2 separate regions of the Homo sapiens genome follow, and region 2 is linked to region 1. Evidence: chromatin loops called from intact Hi-C (ENCODE). Cell type or tissue: Caco-2. All regions are shown on one strand. Links, peaks and the distances in the headings refer to the core of each region. The heading gives the core; the rest is flanking DNA. Region 1 holds the start of CFAP90 (cilia and flagella associated protein 90). Region 2 overlaps ADCY2 (adenylate cyclase 2).

Evidence for each region. A loop is a pair of places that touch in the nucleus more often than their neighbours do. Peaks named below come from ENCODE experiments on the same cell type or tissue, not always from the same donor. Only the 100,000 strongest peaks of a DNase experiment are listed, where the experiment ranks them.
Region 2: it touches region 1 in a loop (2.4-fold over the local background); 6 of 110 quality-filtered maps call a loop at or near these places.

The regions. Positions count from the first base shown.
Region 1 is chr5:7,847,115-7,855,447 of GRCh38, reverse strand. CFAP90 (cilia and flagella associated protein 90) reads left to right here and starts at 4,315. Exons shown (of 3, transcript NM_001089584.3): 1 at 4,315-4,573. The coding sequence starts at 4,427. It also overlaps a transcript of MTRR not described here. In Caco-2, for the core only: a CTCF peak has its summit at 4,254; DNase peaks (open chromatin) are centred at 4,297, 4,807 and 5,307; H3K4me3 peaks cover 1,987 bases.
Region 2 is chr5:7,760,189-7,768,521 of GRCh38, reverse strand. ADCY2 (adenylate cyclase 2) reads right to left here. Exons shown (of 25, transcript NM_020546.3): 17 at 1,716-1,835. Among named protein-coding and RNA genes, the nearest start is that of CFAP90, 87 kb to the left of the region's middle. In Caco-2, for the core only: no CTCF peak of the experiment used is centred there; no DNase peak of the experiment used is centred there.

The DNA of each region.
Region 1 (8,333 bases), core at 214-8,213:
TTCTTTAACTTTTTCTTTTTTTTTTTTCCACTGGAATGTTTCTAGAGAAATCCAAGCTATCATATTATTTTATCCTAAATACTTCAGTATTCATCTATAATTGATAAGCTTTTTTTCTTTTTTTATCTAATCATTCAGCCATTGTTACAAATAACAAAATTAGTTATTATTCCCTGTCATCATTTAATGTGTAGTCTATATTCTAAATTTCCTGTACTATCTCAAAAATATTTTTTAACTGTTGATGTTTTTGAATCAGGATCCAAAGTCCACGTATGACTTTTAGAGATTCTACCACTGAAGTCTCTTATGTCTCTAACTGCTACTCTTTCTCACGTAGTTTTCATGTCATTAAGTTATTGGAGAAATTAGATCAATTGCCCTGTAGAATGTCCCACACTGTTGATTTGGTGTTGTCTAACTTGTTTCTATATCTATCTGCTGCATTTCCTATTAAACCAAAGGGCAGATCCAGAGACTTGCTTCAATTTGGCTTGAATGCCTTGGGAATGATGCCAGAATATAAAAGCAGGCAGAAGAAGGTGAAAGACTAGACTGGCTTAGCCTCCCAGCCTACCTCTTTCTCCCGTGCTAGATGCTTCCTGCCCTTGAACATCAAACTCCAAGTTCTTCAGCTCTGGGACTCAGACTGGCCTCCTTGCTCCTCAGCTTGCAGGTGGCCGATTGTAGGACTGATATGGTTTGGCTCTACGTCCCGACCCAAATCTCCATAATTCTCATGTGTTGTGGGAGAGACCCGGAGGGAGATAGCTTGAATCATGGGGGTGGTTCCCCCATATTCTCGTGGTAGGGAATAAGTCTCATGAGATCTGATAGTTTTATCAGGGGTTTCCGCTTTTGCATCTTCCTCATTTTCTCTTGCCGCCACCATGTAAGGAGTGCCTTTCATCTCCTGCCATGATTCTGAGGCCTCCCTAGCCATGTGGAACTCTAAGTCCAATTAAACCTCTTTTCATCCCAGTCTTGGGTATGTCTTTATCAGCAGAGTGAAAACGAACTAATACAGGGAACTTGTGATCACGTGAGTTAATACTCCTTAATAAACTCCCATATAAAAAAATATATATAATATATATCTTTACATAGATATATATATACATCCTATTAGTTCTGTCCCTTGAGGGAACCCTCACTAATACACTATGTTTAACCCAGCCCCAGTGTGTGTCCTTACTCTATTAATTTGCCTCCTTTGAGAGGAGGGTTTTTATGCTTCTTTCATCCTCCCCTTCTCCGGCACAGAACTTTTGAGTACGAGTACAGACATGAGGAGCCTAAATGTATGACTCTGTGACCTTGTATTCCACTCATGTACCTGGGAATATATAATAAGATCATATAGGAAAATACTTTTTTAAAAAGAGTATTTTTAAAAAAGGAACTAAAGCCTCTTAATAATCAAAATTGCCAAAGTCTGCCTTGCCCATGGTTTCATCTGTCTCTGGTAACCTGCCCTGCATCCTCAGGGCCTCACATCTCATTCCACCCTCATCTCTGGTGGACCATTCCGTGGGGCTATGACTCACCTCATGAAAGAAGCATCTCACCTCCAGTACATGCCCCTGTCTTTTGCTGTCAGCCCTAGGGCTCCTCGGACACCAAGGAGGCAAGACACTCCAGGGGAGACTGTGAGGCCCTGGGGCAGTGGTCGTACAAGTTCAGGAGTCAACAACTGAAGGAGCGAGCCTCCACCGAGCAGACAGGAGCAAGTGATGAAACATGCCTCCATGTTGATCCTCTGGGGCAATTCTTCAAGGCCTCTCCAGGCCCCTCAGAAAGGTTCATGACCATTCACCAGTTGCCTTCAGCAGTGACCTGGGTAGTGCATCCTTGGTGTCTCTCCTGCTTCTTGCTCCTCTTGGTCCCTCTCTCCTGTTCCCTGGAATTACCTCCCAAATAAACTCAGGCCCTTGTCTCAGACTCAAATATTTGACTTCCTACTGTATGCCTGTATGCCTGACTTGAGCCATCTGTATAAGTTTGTTCTCATGCTGCTATAAAGAAATACCTGAGACTGGGTAATTCATAAAGGAAAGAGTTTTAATTGTCTCACAGTTCAGTATGGCTGGGGTGGCCTCAGGAAACTTACAATCACGGCAGAAAGCAAAGGGGAAGCAAGGCACCTTCTTCACAAGGTGGCAGGAAGGAGAAGCACTGAACAAAAGGGGAGGAGCCCCTTATAAAACCATCAGATCCTGTGAGAATTCACTATCACAAGAACAGCATGGGGGAAATGGCCCCCAGGATTCAATTATCTCCACTTGGTCACTCCTTTGACATGTGGGGATTATGGGGATTACAATTCAAGATGAGATTAAGGTGGGGACACAAAGCCTAACCATATCTCCATCCAAGAAGAAAAAGATGTAGGTAGCCTTGCCCTCAAGAGCTCTTGGTCTAGGACATGACAAAATGTCACCGACTGAACTGAAGTTAGCAGATTCACATCTGTATAACTGTGTAAACTTTACTAATTTCTTTTACTAAGAAATTATCTCGGTCTCAGTTTTAGCTGAATTCCCAAGATAATTGGTTTCAAGTACTTTCACTTTCCAAAGTATGATACTGGGTCACCAATGCAAAGCTTACAAAATCTTGTGACCATTAGTTGACCTCTCTTGTGTATTTGGAGACATTGAGAGAAGTTGAGAGAGGCAGTAGATTATAAGGGCTTAAAAAAAAAAAACATATTTGGCTGCTGCTTTAATGAGGCCAAAAAAGCAAAAAAGTATGAGTCATGCCTTTCATGACTTCAGCCCATGGGAGAAAAATAAGAGCCCCTTTTCCTTTGCTTCACATGTAGGAGAGATGGTGCTCCATCTCCAAGCACCAGGGATATGTCACCCTCTCCAAGTGGCTCCAATGAGGTTGCTAGGTCCCCTGGGGCTTAGAGACATGGTGGGCAGGTGTCTGACCCTTGACTCATGGCTGACTTGTGTTCTGCCTGGCCATGGAGCAAAAAGATGTGTTAGTGGGACAAAGAAGGCACATGGGTTTCTCAGGAAGCTCATGGGGACCCACGAGAGAGACAGATATAAATAAAAAGAGAGAGAAAAAGCGTGGTGGCACCGGGATGTCTTAAATCCTGCCCAGAAGGATCTCTAGAACTCTGGAGACCTCTACAGAGTGGATCACCAGGTGCCTCAGAATGAGAGAGGCATCTTAAGCCACCAGCCTGCATCACAGAATGGCAGACAAGAGATTCCTACCTAGTTGCAGGGATGGGGAAGAAGGCAGGGCACTGCTCCTTCCATCATCTGTAAGATCTCTCCATCAGGCCCCCACCTATCTGTTCACCTTCACTTCCTACCAGTTTCTGGCTTCATGAGGCCACACCACCCCACTTCCTGCTGCCATTCAAACACAAGATTGTCTCTGCCTCAGAGGACCAAGTTGGCTTGGAAGGGATTGCCAGACTCACAGAACTGGCTTCTCATTATCGCTATGCTTCATCTCAAACACCACCTTCTCAGCAAGGCTGGCCTTCCCAGGCACGCTGGCTAAAGCATTTCCCAAGCCTTGGTCATCATGGCTTTTTTTGTTTGTTTGTTTTTAACTTTTCTTGGCTGTACACCCACCAATCACGAGTATACAGCTTAACACATTTTCAACAAACGGAACGCAGGTATTGACCCAGCATTCAGATCAAGGGCCAACGTAAACACACTGGCAAAGGATTGCAAGAGCCCTGTCCACAGCAGCTGAGTTCTGCCAGATTCTGTAAATTCATGCAGCCTTACACCTGCACTGGCCAATACTGTAACTGCTAGCCACACGTGGCCACCGAGAGCTTGAAAGGCAGCTAGTGCCATTTGTTGAAATGATAACGTTTTGGACTTACTGAGTCAAATAAGAAACGACACACGTGGCTCTCATCATGTTTCTATTGGACAGCGCTGCCCTGGAGCCTCGGCAAGTCATTTGGCTTCTTCGCGTCTTTCATGTGTCTTCTCCAGACTGTAAGCTTCCTGTGGACAAGGCCTGCTCCGTTCAAGGCTCAATCTCCAGCTCCTGACACACCATGCGCTAGGTGCTCAGTCACTAATGGTCTCGCGAAGGAGTGATCAGTGAGTGAAGCAGGGGCTGCTGCATGGGAAAGGTGAGCGGGCTGGAAATGGGTAGTCCCCGCGGCGTCTCCCAGTCGGGCTCCTCCCGAGGAGGAAGGAAGGAGAGACCCCAGGTGTAGTCGAGGGGCCGGGAGGGAGGAGGGGAGGGTCGCTCCACCCTGGAGCGGGAATGCTGCAGGGCAGCTCCGGGTCGCCAGGCGGCGGTTTCCAGGCAACGACCGAACACAGACGCGGGCTAGACGCTGGCGCTGAGCAACCTGAGGCCTGCAGACTCCGACTGGGCCCCTGGGCGGGCGGGACGGACCGCGGCCAAGGCGGGGGCGCTGGACGGTGGCGGCATGGAGGACGACGAGGAGGAGACCACCGCGTCCACGCTGCGGGGCAAGCCCAGGCCGCCGCCCGTCTCGGCGCAGTCCGCCTTCAGCTACATCCCGCCGCGGCGCCTGGACCCCAAAGAGCACAGCTACTACTACCGCCCGGCGCGGGTGAGGACCGCGGACTGGGCGCGGAGACCGGAAGGCTGGGCGGCTGGGCGGCTGGGCGGCTGGGCGGCTGGGCGGCTGGGCGGCTGGGCAGGGGCGGGCGGCCGCGGAGGGGCGGGGGAGAAGGGATCACCCCAGCGGAAGGGTCTTGGGGCGGGGCTCTCCCTCGGAGGGAGGGCGTAGGGGCGGGGTTCACCTTAGGGAAAGGGGCCTGGGGGCGGGGCTCACCTTAGGGGCGGGGGCCTAGGGGCGGGGCTCACCTTAGGGGAGGGGGCCTGGGGGCGGGGTTACCTTAGGGGAGGCAGCCTGGGGGCGGGGTTCACCTTAGGGACTGGGGCCTTGGGGCAGGGTTCACCTTAGGGGAGGGGGCCTGGGGGCAGGGATGCGCCGCCGGGGACTGGAGAGAGGAGCTCACAACGAGGAGGGGCCCTGGGAGGGGCTGCACCGCTAGGGATCGGGGACAGAGCTCACAGAGTAGAGGGGCCCTAGAGGAGGAGCGCACCTTCGGGCAGGGACCCTGGGGGCAGGGCTTCACTACCAGGGGTGGGTTCCGAGGGGCGGGGCTGGACAGCCTGTGGAGGGGGCCGGGTGGGAGCGTGCGGAGATGAAGGGGGCGCGGCAGGGTCAGCTGGGGAGACAGGGAGGGTGAGCTCCCGCCAAGGCGCCTGGGCCCCAAAGAGTACAGCTCAGGCGACTACCAGTGTCAGCTGAACCCCTGGGACGAGGATGTGGGAGAAGCCGGGTGCGCGAATGGGTGTCTTAGCTGCGATCAGGGGCTGGGAGTCGCGGGAATGCTCAGATAGGACCCGGTGCTCTTCGGAGAAGGGAGCGGGAGCCACTAGGTGTCAGGATCCCTCAAAAGCACAGTGGCTCTGTCGGGACAGCAGGGCGCTCTTTCTGCCCAGGGTCTGGAGGGGGTCGCGGGAAGCCGGGGCCGCCCAGCGGGCTGGGCGCGGCTCCCTCTGGGGTCTGTCTGCGGCAGGCCCAGGCTAGCAAGGAAAGAAGGCCTTGCTGCCGGGACTACGCCCGGATGGTCCAGGGCGCGGGAAACCCTCTGCCCTCCTGCAAACCGAAGACCAGAAGGAATAGCTGGCGAGCCGCCTGCAGGGAGGGCTGGACTGAGAGTGGTCCCTCTGTTCTGTCCTGGCCACACCGGCCCGTGCATTTCCTGGGATGGGATCTGCGAGTCTGCGAAGGCCACTGGGCACCCTGCATCTCCCACCAGCGGCCAAAGGCAGGAAAAGTAGTAAATTCAAAGCCAGTTGAGGGTCATCTACTCCTTTCTTCTCACCATTGTTCCTAAATGTCCCCGGTTTGTCTTGCTCAAGATGCAGGGGCAGGGGAGTCATTACTGAAAAGGAGCATTCATTGAGGACCCTCAGCCTGCAGGCGTAACTGGGACAGGTCTTTCTAATTCTAGCTGTCCTGGTGGCTTGAGTGGGTAGAGAGGGATATAGATTAGCCAGGTGTCTAGGGGGAAGGAGATCGTTCCCTTATGGTGTATAAGGTGTTCCCAGAAAATGCATCCTTCCTTTCCCCACCTCCTGCCCCCACCATCCTAGACCCTAAATAAATTCCCCTTCTGACTGGGTTAGCACACACTGGCCTGCATGCCACACATAAAGTGTAAGCACTCTTGGACAGCCTCACCAACAGAAGCAATCGTGTTTCTAGTTTAGACAACTGCTGTCGGTTGAATTGTGTCCCCTTGAAATTTATGTTTTGGAGTCTTAATCCCCAGTACCTTAGAATGTGAACTTATTTGGAAATAGAATTTTACAGAGATAATCAAAATAAAATGAGGCCACTAGGATGAGCCCTATTCCAGTATGACTGGTGTCTTTGAGAAAAGGGGAAATTTGGATATATAGAGACAGACATGCATGTATTAGTCCTTTCTCACACTGCTAATAAAGACATACCCAAGACTCGGTAATTTATAAAGGAAAGAGGTTTAACTGACTCACAGTTCAGCATGGCTGGGAAGGACTCAGGAAACTTATAATCATGGCAGAAGGAGATGTAAATATGTCCTTCACGTGGCAGCATGAAGAGGAATGAGTGCACAGTGAAGAGGCAAGACCCTTATAAAACCATCAGGTCCTGTGAGAACTAACTCACTATCACGAGAACAGGATGGGAGGAACTGCCCCCATGATTCAATTATCTCCAGACGGTCCCTCCCAGGACATGTGGGAATTATGGGAACTACAATTCAAGATGAGATTTGGGTAGGGACACAGCCAAACCATATCAGGGAGGATGATGTAAAGGGACACAGGGAGAAGACAGCTGCCTACAAGCCTCAGGGAAAGGCCTGGAACAGGGCATTCCTTCACAGCCAACTGCTTGATTCCATACTTCTGGTGCCAGTACTGTGAGACAGTGAATTCTGTTGGTTAAGCCACGTCATCCATGGTACTTAGTTTGTGCAGCCCCAGCTGACAAATACGGCAGCCATAAACCTCAGCCTGCTCCCAGGAGGATCTCTGGTATCTGATAGCTCCTCTCTGCTTGGCTTTGAGCAATATGCAAGGACAGGGGGAAAAGGGACATTTGCAATCAGATCTGTCTCTGCAGCCCTGTTTGCCTGTTCTCCCAGGCTCGATTATCCTCTGAATATTAAGACAGGAGGGAAACACGAGGGAATGGTAAGTTCCCAATCTCATTGCCACCAGGGACTTCATTTTTTTCCTCCTGGGAGCAATATGTTTTGAAAGAACTGTTACCTATACATAATCTCATTTATTAAATGAATTTTACATTTTAAGTATGCAATACTCATGTGACTGCCAATCAGCTTATGATTAATGCATAGCAGTAATGCACCGCATGAGATAAACAGTGGAAAAAATAAGGAGTGTTTTTGTGTTAACTTGTTCTATGCTGTTATGTTGAAAGGAAATAAAATTCATCTGGCTGTTGGACAGAATAAAAACATTGGTAATAATGCCATTTGAGGGATCCTGTAAATAAGATGGGGGCACCAGGAAAAAGAGCAGAATCTGCATCTCCTGTGGGCCAGCTACTGCCTAGGGAAAGGCGGTGAAATTGATCCTGGCAGGCACAGTTCATTCTTGCATTTACCAGTCTAATTAACGTCTCCACCTTCCTGGGACCAAACTAACCAAAGGGCAGAGAGATGCCTGAAGTGTGAAGTGACTGGGACTCCATCACTTGGAAGGAGGTCCGCTGGGAGTGGGCTGGAAATCTGCCCCTTTAATGCTGGGGTCAGTAAACCAAGGCTCCTTGGCCAAATCTGGCCAGTTGCCTATTTTAATAAATAAGGTTTTCCTAGAACATAGTCTCACACCTATGTGTTTGCATGTCTGTGGTTACCGCAGAGAGCTGTGTAGATTTGGCAGAGACCATGTGACCTGCAAAGCCCAAAACAGTTACTACCTGGCCCTTTACAGAAAAAGTTTCCCACCCCTGCTCTAATGTATCACTACCTTCTGGAAGGTAGGTATGGAACTTAGAACAAATTAATGCAAAGTGGATTTTTGAAAAAACAATTTTTTTCCATGCAGTTTGGGTAACTGAGGTCACAAACAAATTCAAGTTCTGAGGCCTTTAGTACCACGCAAAAGAAAACGATGCTACAGAAATGTTAACATCTAAATTAAAACAGCCTCGAAACAACAAGAATAACAAAAGCATTTTGAAGCCCATTTGACAAATAGCTACCAATGGTAATAATCCACTCCTCAGGATGATATGAACTGGGATTTAATCAGCTGCAGGACCAAAGAAACTGATTCTC
Region 2 (8,333 bases), core at 299-8,298, 87 kb after region 1:
AAATGCATCTTCATGTTAAAATTTTAAACTCAAAGTGCCACGTGAATGCGAAAGGGGGACTGTTTGGTCGGTGCACTCTCTTCCCAGCAACCAGCCTATGGATCATATGGATGCTAACGCCATTGGATCAAGGAGGAATAGGCAGGCCACACCGTTAATTTAAATATTTCTCTAAAAAAGAGAGCTCCAAATGGCCCACAAATGGCCCACAGTGAGATTACAGTCAATAAACTCTCACAATGACTCTAGCTTTTCACTTTTCACATAACTAAATAGAGAAGGCAACGCCTAGCCCTTACTGGAGTTTATGATAACACCTAATTTGAAGCGCAGGATCTTCTGGGTAGGGGATGAACCTATAGCACCCCCCTCTTCCCAAGCCCAAGGGGACATTGCTTTTGGACCTTGGTCATTTTGCCCATGACCTAGTCAAGGCCTCAGAAGCCTCCAGGAAAGAACACCAGAAGCCACTTCTTTTTTTTTTTCTTTTTGAGACAGAATCTCACTCTGTCGCCCAGGCTGGAGTGCAGTGGCACGATCTTGGCTTACTGCAAGCTCTGCCTCCCAGGTTCATGCCATTATCCTGCCTCAGTCTCCCAAGTAGCTGGGACTATAGGCACCTGCCACCACATCCGGCTAATTTTTTTTTATTTTTAGTAGAGACGGGGTTTCACCGTGTTAGGCAGGATGGTCTTGATCTCCTGACCTCGTGATCTGCCTGCCTCGGACTCCCAAAGTGCTGAGATTACAGGTGTGAGCCACCCCGCCTGGCCCAGAAGCCACTTCTATCTGTGCATGGAGCTGTGAGCTTCCCAAGAAATTAAATGATGGGAAGGGAAAAAGGACCAGAGCAAAATATCAAGGAAGCAAATCAGAGAAGGAGGAATAGGAAATAAATCCACTCTATTGCCAAAGCTAACGGAGTTAAAATTTTTGGTAAGGAATTTTGAAAGCGTACATATTAAATTACCAATTTCAGTCCCCAAAATAGTTCCCTTAGCATTGTCAAAACCCATTATTTGACACGGAAACTAAACGAGCATAATCTGCACTACTTTCAGATAATTATTTGGAAAGTGCAAAGGAGAGTAGCAAAACTTTTTTTTTTTCCACAAACGATTTATGGAAGGACAAAGTTGTTAAGCAGTAAATAACTGACCTAACTCTCCACTTAGAAGACTAATGTGTTAATAAGTTTTGAAGTTTTAACCTAGGTCCTTTGTGACACTGGTTAAGATGAGTCAGTTAGCAAGAATTACTAGGGAACAGAATCACTCAGCAACGTATGTTGCCAAAGAAGAGGGAAGATAATGAGATGTGGGCAGTTTTATCACAGCTTTAAGGGGGATAATATTAATTCACTGGAACAATTAGCAATGTCTCTAAGTAAGAAACCCAGAAACATAGTGCCTTATAATTGAATGCCATATGGTAGGAAATATGCTAGAAATGCTGTAGTGGTTAAGAGAAGAAGGAAACATTACTGGTGAAAGCATGACAATAACATTGTAAGTTTTCAGATATAAGTGTAGCCAGTTCCCAAGGGCCCAGACTTCTAGCAGAGGCTGACATTTGTAAATTCAGAACCACTCAGGGATTGATACCAGAGAGGAAATGCAAAGTCTAGAACAGATCTGAGACTAAAGGATATATGTTATACAGACTACGAGCATACAGGAGAGCCACCAAAGCAGTCATAATTGCAATGTTCTTACCGGGAGGAAAAATAAATTCTGCGCACGCAGAATCGCCACCTGATTATTTGAGGCTGAAAAGCTTGTGTTTGTTGTGTTGGCAGTTGGAGGGATTGTTTCCTCTGAGTCACTCAGGAAAAACTGCAAAGAGAAGGTTTTTTTCAATGAATTAATGTAAATTAGATTAAATAACTAGCAGGTGGGTGCTAACTTTATGAATTCTGTGTTCCTTATGCACAGTAAACAGGATTGTTTATGTGGACTCGGGAATTTCTATTGAATAAGTAATTAACAATTTATTGTTCTATACATTCAATAGAGAATTCCAGAACTTCAAAATTCACATTAAAGGAATTGGAGGCGCCTTTATCAAACAGTAAATTAAAAGTACACAAAGCTCTGGGCAGAGGGCGTGGTTAGAATTACATTTGAAACCGATATCACCTTTGAAGCCAATATCACCATATATACATTCAACTCTCTACCATCAAATCGGAGCCTTCGGAATGCTTTTTTCCCCCCAGTATCTTTGCCATCTTGGCTCAAACATTAAATGAGTCAATACAGTCCTATGAATTTTTGATGTTTAGAATGAAAATTAATTTTATGGGCAAAATGCAATCACCAGCCTCGACATTTGTATCTATTATTTGTGAGTGCCTGGCAACTCAGAATCATAAGGGGTGAAAAATTTAAAAGGATGGATGTTCTCTGGACTGCTGGAAAGGGGATTTAAACTAAAAAAACAAAAAAGGTAATGCTGAGAAAATAATTAGCTCTTATGTAATGGTCACCAATATAAGCATCAGAAGGACAGTATCAACCTGTTAGCAAGGCAGTAGAAATGTGTATCTCTCTTTTTCTCTCTCTCATCCTCTCTCTCTCTCTCGCTCGCTCGCTGTCTGTCCTACAGAAGCTGCACACAGACTAAATACCCACGGATCAGCCACTTTTCTGTCATGTGGCTAAGGGTCAGAGGAATGTTCTGGAAACAAACCAGAGACTCATGACTTCAGCCCATTCCTTTTACTGAAAGAAATTAATCTCATCCATAAACCTATTAAACAGCTTGTGTTTTCTGCATAGGGTTAACCATACATATTCAAGGTTTAAAAAGTAAAATTTCCCTATAGTTTCTATGGTTGCTTTTGTTTGTTTCTGTGGAGTTATTTCTCTGGATTGCATAGTTCTTGTCAAATACCTAAACTAATTTATTTGGACAGATAAGAAGACATTTACTTAGTCTATTCTTGGGAACATTCCTCTCACAGTCAATAGAGATACGAGATACGGTATTTCTGCCGTTATATCATTTGACTAAATTTGGCAAAATGCTGATTTAAGCATCAAAGAAACGTAGTAGATTTCTTTATGTATGATGAAAGAACTTGTAAAAATCATCACATCCCTGGCTGAACTACAAATGTGCTAACATTTTGGAAAAACTTATACGAATGGAATAATTGCTTGGCAAACATCAGGCTCCAAAAGGGTACAGATTTAGATTTAGATTTGATAGACCAAAAATTCAATTGATTTAAATATTAAAAAATCAATAAATGGCAAACAAAAGGAGATTGTTTAGCTTGGTGGGTTACTAGTCTTAAGTGCCAAGGATCTTAAAATAATTAACAAAAACTTCTTGATTATATATCACCTATAGGCAAAAAACTAGGTAAAATGAAGTGTTGCATTCTTGACATACAATGAATGAGTAGTTTACTTTGTGAAAAATGTGTCTTGCAAGGAGGTTTTGCAATAAATATGATGGTTGAACTTAAAGTACAAGAGAAAACTCCAATCACTACACACAACGTTTCCTAACCCACTTCTGCTATGTCTTTCTAGTATTTATTAATATCAACTACCCGTAAATTCAAGAAACTCTTCATTCTGTCTAAAATCATACTACAATTTTGAATCAGCTTCCCTTCCTCCGTCTTCTTTGCATTTTAAAGTAACAAACTCATGTCATTCCCTAATTGTAGCCAGTCAAATACTCAAGAGAGTTACTAATCCCTTGCCCACCTTCCCTCCAGGTAAAACTGCCCCAACTTTCTCCACTGAAAATATTTTTAGCATCATAATGATTTAGGCAGCTCTTCTCTGGACCCAATTTAATTTTCCACATCCTTTGTCACAATTGGGACAATGATGTCATCAATCTGTTCAAAACATCCTAAATAAAATGCTAATGAACACTGCATATTTTTAGTTTACTTGCAAATTTTACATTTCTCAGGCAATTTAAAACATATCAGAATTACATTTTTCGAATCACATTAAATTGTGAACAGGTGCTTTAGTATTGTTTTATGCCTGATGACATCATTGTGTTTGTCATTTGGTTGGAATTAGAAGTCTACCTGACTAGACTATAGTTAACTATGGCTAACTCCTTGTCTGGGTGGCTCACAGATTTATATATGCTTTACTTATAATAAATTTCTTGGAAATTTCTCAGAAGAAATTGCAAAATGCTGTGAGGAATCAAGTGACAACATTCTCAAAATGTCAGGAATAAAATGGCAGCACATTCGGCCACTCATATGTGATTCTCAACAGCTAGCTGGAGACTAAGATGGAAAAAACACTACGTATGAAACAAGCATGGACAACCAATTGTTTTTCTCCACTTTTGATTGAGGTGTTGGTATCACATGGATAAACATCAAGTGTTTAAGATATCCTGTTAAAATCGCACAATTCATTGGAAATAAAACTGACTTGGACATTTTGGCATTCAATACCAATGAGTAATGAGATTTAAAAAGCCAGTTCTCTGAACACACTGTTCCCGTTGACCCTGGCTTTTGTAAGGGTCATTAAAATGCAGGCTGGGAATAAATATCAGTGACTGGAAATTGACGTGGAGCCTCGGGATGAACCAGCCCATCCACCCAGTCAACAGCAGGGACAGGTCAGGGCAGCCTCAAGCCGTCACATGTTACTCCTAATGCATCTCTCCCCTTTGAGGTACAGAGTCATGGCAAGCGATGACAGAGAGGCAATTAATAAGGGCTGCTTGCCACTGGCTGGAAAAACGCAGGGCAAACCAAGGCTCACCGGCTGCAGAGGGACTGGGGCTTCCAGAAGAAAAGGAACACCCGAGGGCACGATGCCAGGGGCAAGGAGCCAGACACAGAGGGACAGATATTGTGTGACTCCACTCATGTGAGGTCCCTAGAATAGGCAAATTCATAGAAATAGGAAGCAGCACAATGGTGACCTGGGGCTGGGGAGAGGGAGGATGGGGAGTGAGTGTTTCATGGAGACACAGTTGCTGTAGGGAAAATGAAAAGCGCTCTGGAGATAGATGGTAGTGATGGTCGCGCAACATTGCAAATGTACTTAATGTTACTAAATTGTATGTTTAAAAATTGTTCAATAATATACCTTATTTATATATATTTTACATAATTAAAAAATACATTAGAGGCCGGGCGCGGTGGCTCACGCCTGTCATCCCAGCACTTTGGGAGGCCGAGGTGGGTGGATCACGAGGTCAGGAGATCGAGACCATCTTGGCTAACATGGTGAAACCCCGTCTCTACTAAAAAATACAAAAAATTGGCCGGGCGTGGTGGCGGGCGCCTGTAGTCCCAGCTACGCGGGACGCAGAGGCAGAATGGCGTGAACCCGGGAGGCGGAGCTTGCAGTGAGCCGAGATCCCGCCACTGCACTCCAGCCTGGGCGACAGAACGAGACTCCGTCTCGGAAAAAAAAAAATACATTAGAAACAGAAAAACAAACAAACAAACAAACAAACAAACAAAAAAAACAAAGAAAATGAAAGCACTCTTCCTCTGTCTCAAAGGGAAAACTTAAAAAAAATCATAGGTGCTATACATGAGGACATGATTGAGGCTATGTCTTTAAAACGATGAAGTTTTCTGAGAGCAAATTAAATGTTCTTCCCCGTGACTTAAAGCATATGCGCGCCCACAGCCCCCCACTCCACCAACACAAATAACTGTTATTCTTGCTGAAATGTGAGTCCGATGCCTGGATTAGTCTCACTGGGTTAACAACTGAGAAATAGAAATACTACTTGGGGATGGGGCTCCATCAGTCTGGAAAATGTGTTCAGAAAAAAAAAAATACGGAGAAAAACATGAAAAGCTGTACTCCTTTAACCAGAAACTGCTCCAGGATGGGCAGGTTAAAGTGGGACTAGGTAAAAAGGGAAACAACCCTGGGACCATTGAACTGCATGTAGGTAAAGACTAGGTTTCACTCACATCCTCAGCAGAAGGTGTCGCCTTCCTGACATGAGTGACAGGAGTATGCTTCCCTTGCACCACCCTGCACAGGTGCTCCCTCCTAACCTGCCTGTCTGCCTGGGCAGTCTGAGTGCTGCATCAGCACCACCTGTGTGTGGCCCCGGGCACTGCCTCTGCCTCACACAGTCAGAGCTCAGGGGCCCAGGGCATCTGCAGATCCTCAGGTGTGGCCAGAGGCAGAGCCCCATGGACAAGTCCTGCCTCTTCTGTGATTAATAAGACATTATAAACAAGGCTCTACAGCCAGGTCATGTTACTTCCTTTCTGTACCTAACACCAACTTTCCTACAGTTTTATGATTTTTCTTTGACATAAGTACAAGAGGAGCACCCGTGTGGTTCATGGCACCAGGTATCAACACAAATGGTATTTTTCTGCACTCTTGGAGGAATTCAGTGCTTGAGCAGCTCTGATTTCTTCTCCCCCTTAATCGATAGACAGGAAAAGTGGGGGAAGGTAATTTAGCTTATTTCCTGCTCCTACTGCTACAGAAGGCAGCTTGGTATGTGGAAAATCTGCAGAAGGCACATTAAAAGTATTAAAAAGTGTGATGAATGATTTTTGAGAAAGAAATACACCTCAAGGGTCATCCATCATACTTTTAATGTGTCTTCTGTGGAGGAAGGAAAACAACACTGGAAGACATATTTCTGTTGCTGAAGGCAGGTGTTCTCTCTCTAAAGGATCGTAGCTACTGTTGAAAGAATGTCTCCTCCTAAATGATCAGCTTGTCAAACATTTATAGACAGTGACTGAACTGTCTGTCAATCATGACTAATTATGCTATACAAAATAGAGTTAGCTTCCAAACCAGATTTGTTTCTCATTTATATCGTCTTTAAGAATTAGGTGATAAATCCTGGTTTTATAAGGTCAAACTAGATGTTACGAAAAGAAATCGTTTCTTATTTAAAGGGCTGTATGCTTACCTATTCATTCACTCATTCTTTCATTTAATAACTAATGAATGGAAGGCACTTTCCTAGGGCATGTGAAAAAAAACAAAGATCTCCTCAAAGTTCATTCTAGCATTATTCATAACACCCAAGATACGGAAACAATCTATCTATTGATGGATGATTAGATAAAGAAATTTTGGGCTGGGCATGGTGGCCCACACCTGTAATCCCAGCACTTTGGGAGGCCGAGGCAGTGGATCACGCGGTAAGGAGTTCAAGACCAGCCTGGCCAGCATGGTGAAACCGCATCTCTACTAAAAATACAAAAATTAGGTGGGCGTAGTGGTGGGTGCCTGAAATCCCAGCTACTCAGGGGGCTGAGGCAGGAGAATCATTTGAACCTGGGAAGCAGAGGTTGCAGTGAGCCAAGATCACCCCATTGCACTCCAGCCTGGGTGACAGGGCGAGACTCCATCTCAAAAAAAAAAAAAAAAAAAGAAAAGAAAAGAAAAGAAATTTTGATACACACACATACACAATGGAATATTATCCAGCCTTAAAAAAGAGAAAAATCTTGTCATTTGCAACAACATAGATGGATATGCAGAACATTATGCTAAGTGAAATAAGCCACGTACAGAAAAATGAATACTGCATGATCTCATACGTGGAATAAAACAAAGTTGAATACACAGAAACAGAGAGTAGAATGGTGGTTACCAGGTGTTGGGGAGGCCAGGAAATGGGGAGATGTAGGTCAAAGGGTACAAAGCTGCAGTCATGTGGGATGAATGCATCTGGATTTCTAATGCACAGCTGGAGGACTTAGTTAATAATATTCTGTTGTATTTAAGATTTGCTGAGGGAGTAGATTTTAGGTGCTCTAATCACACACACAAGAAGCTATGTGGAAGGTGATGGATGTGTTAAATTGCTTGCCTGCAGTAATCATTTCACAATTTATATGTATATCAAAACATCATGTTCCACAACTGAAATTTATACAATGAGAGAAAGAAAAAATGATCTCACTCTTACGTGTGTGTATATGATATTAAATGTATTGTCCCCTAACTCATATGTGCTGCTACTGGCCAGTGAAGGTCAACTCTCAGGAAGTGTGCTCAATTTGCTTGCATGCATGGTGAACACACTCCTGACGGGCCAGGAGGCGGCTTAATTTTACGGGCATGTGTCAGTCACCCAAGGGTTCTGAGTAAATTGGAACCTTAGCTTGTGCACCCTGCTGCCCTTCAAGTGTGCTTTCATCCTCAGCCCCTTGGCTACGGAGTCAACTTCCGACCCAGTCTCTCTCACAGCTTTCATCTACCAAAGTCCACTTGGTGCTTGGCAGTGCACTTTCCTGGGGAGCTGGATCTTGGAAGAGCAGGACTAATGCATAAATGCAGGTTACAAAGTCGAGCCCGAAAAACCCATTTTAGAAAACACACTCATGC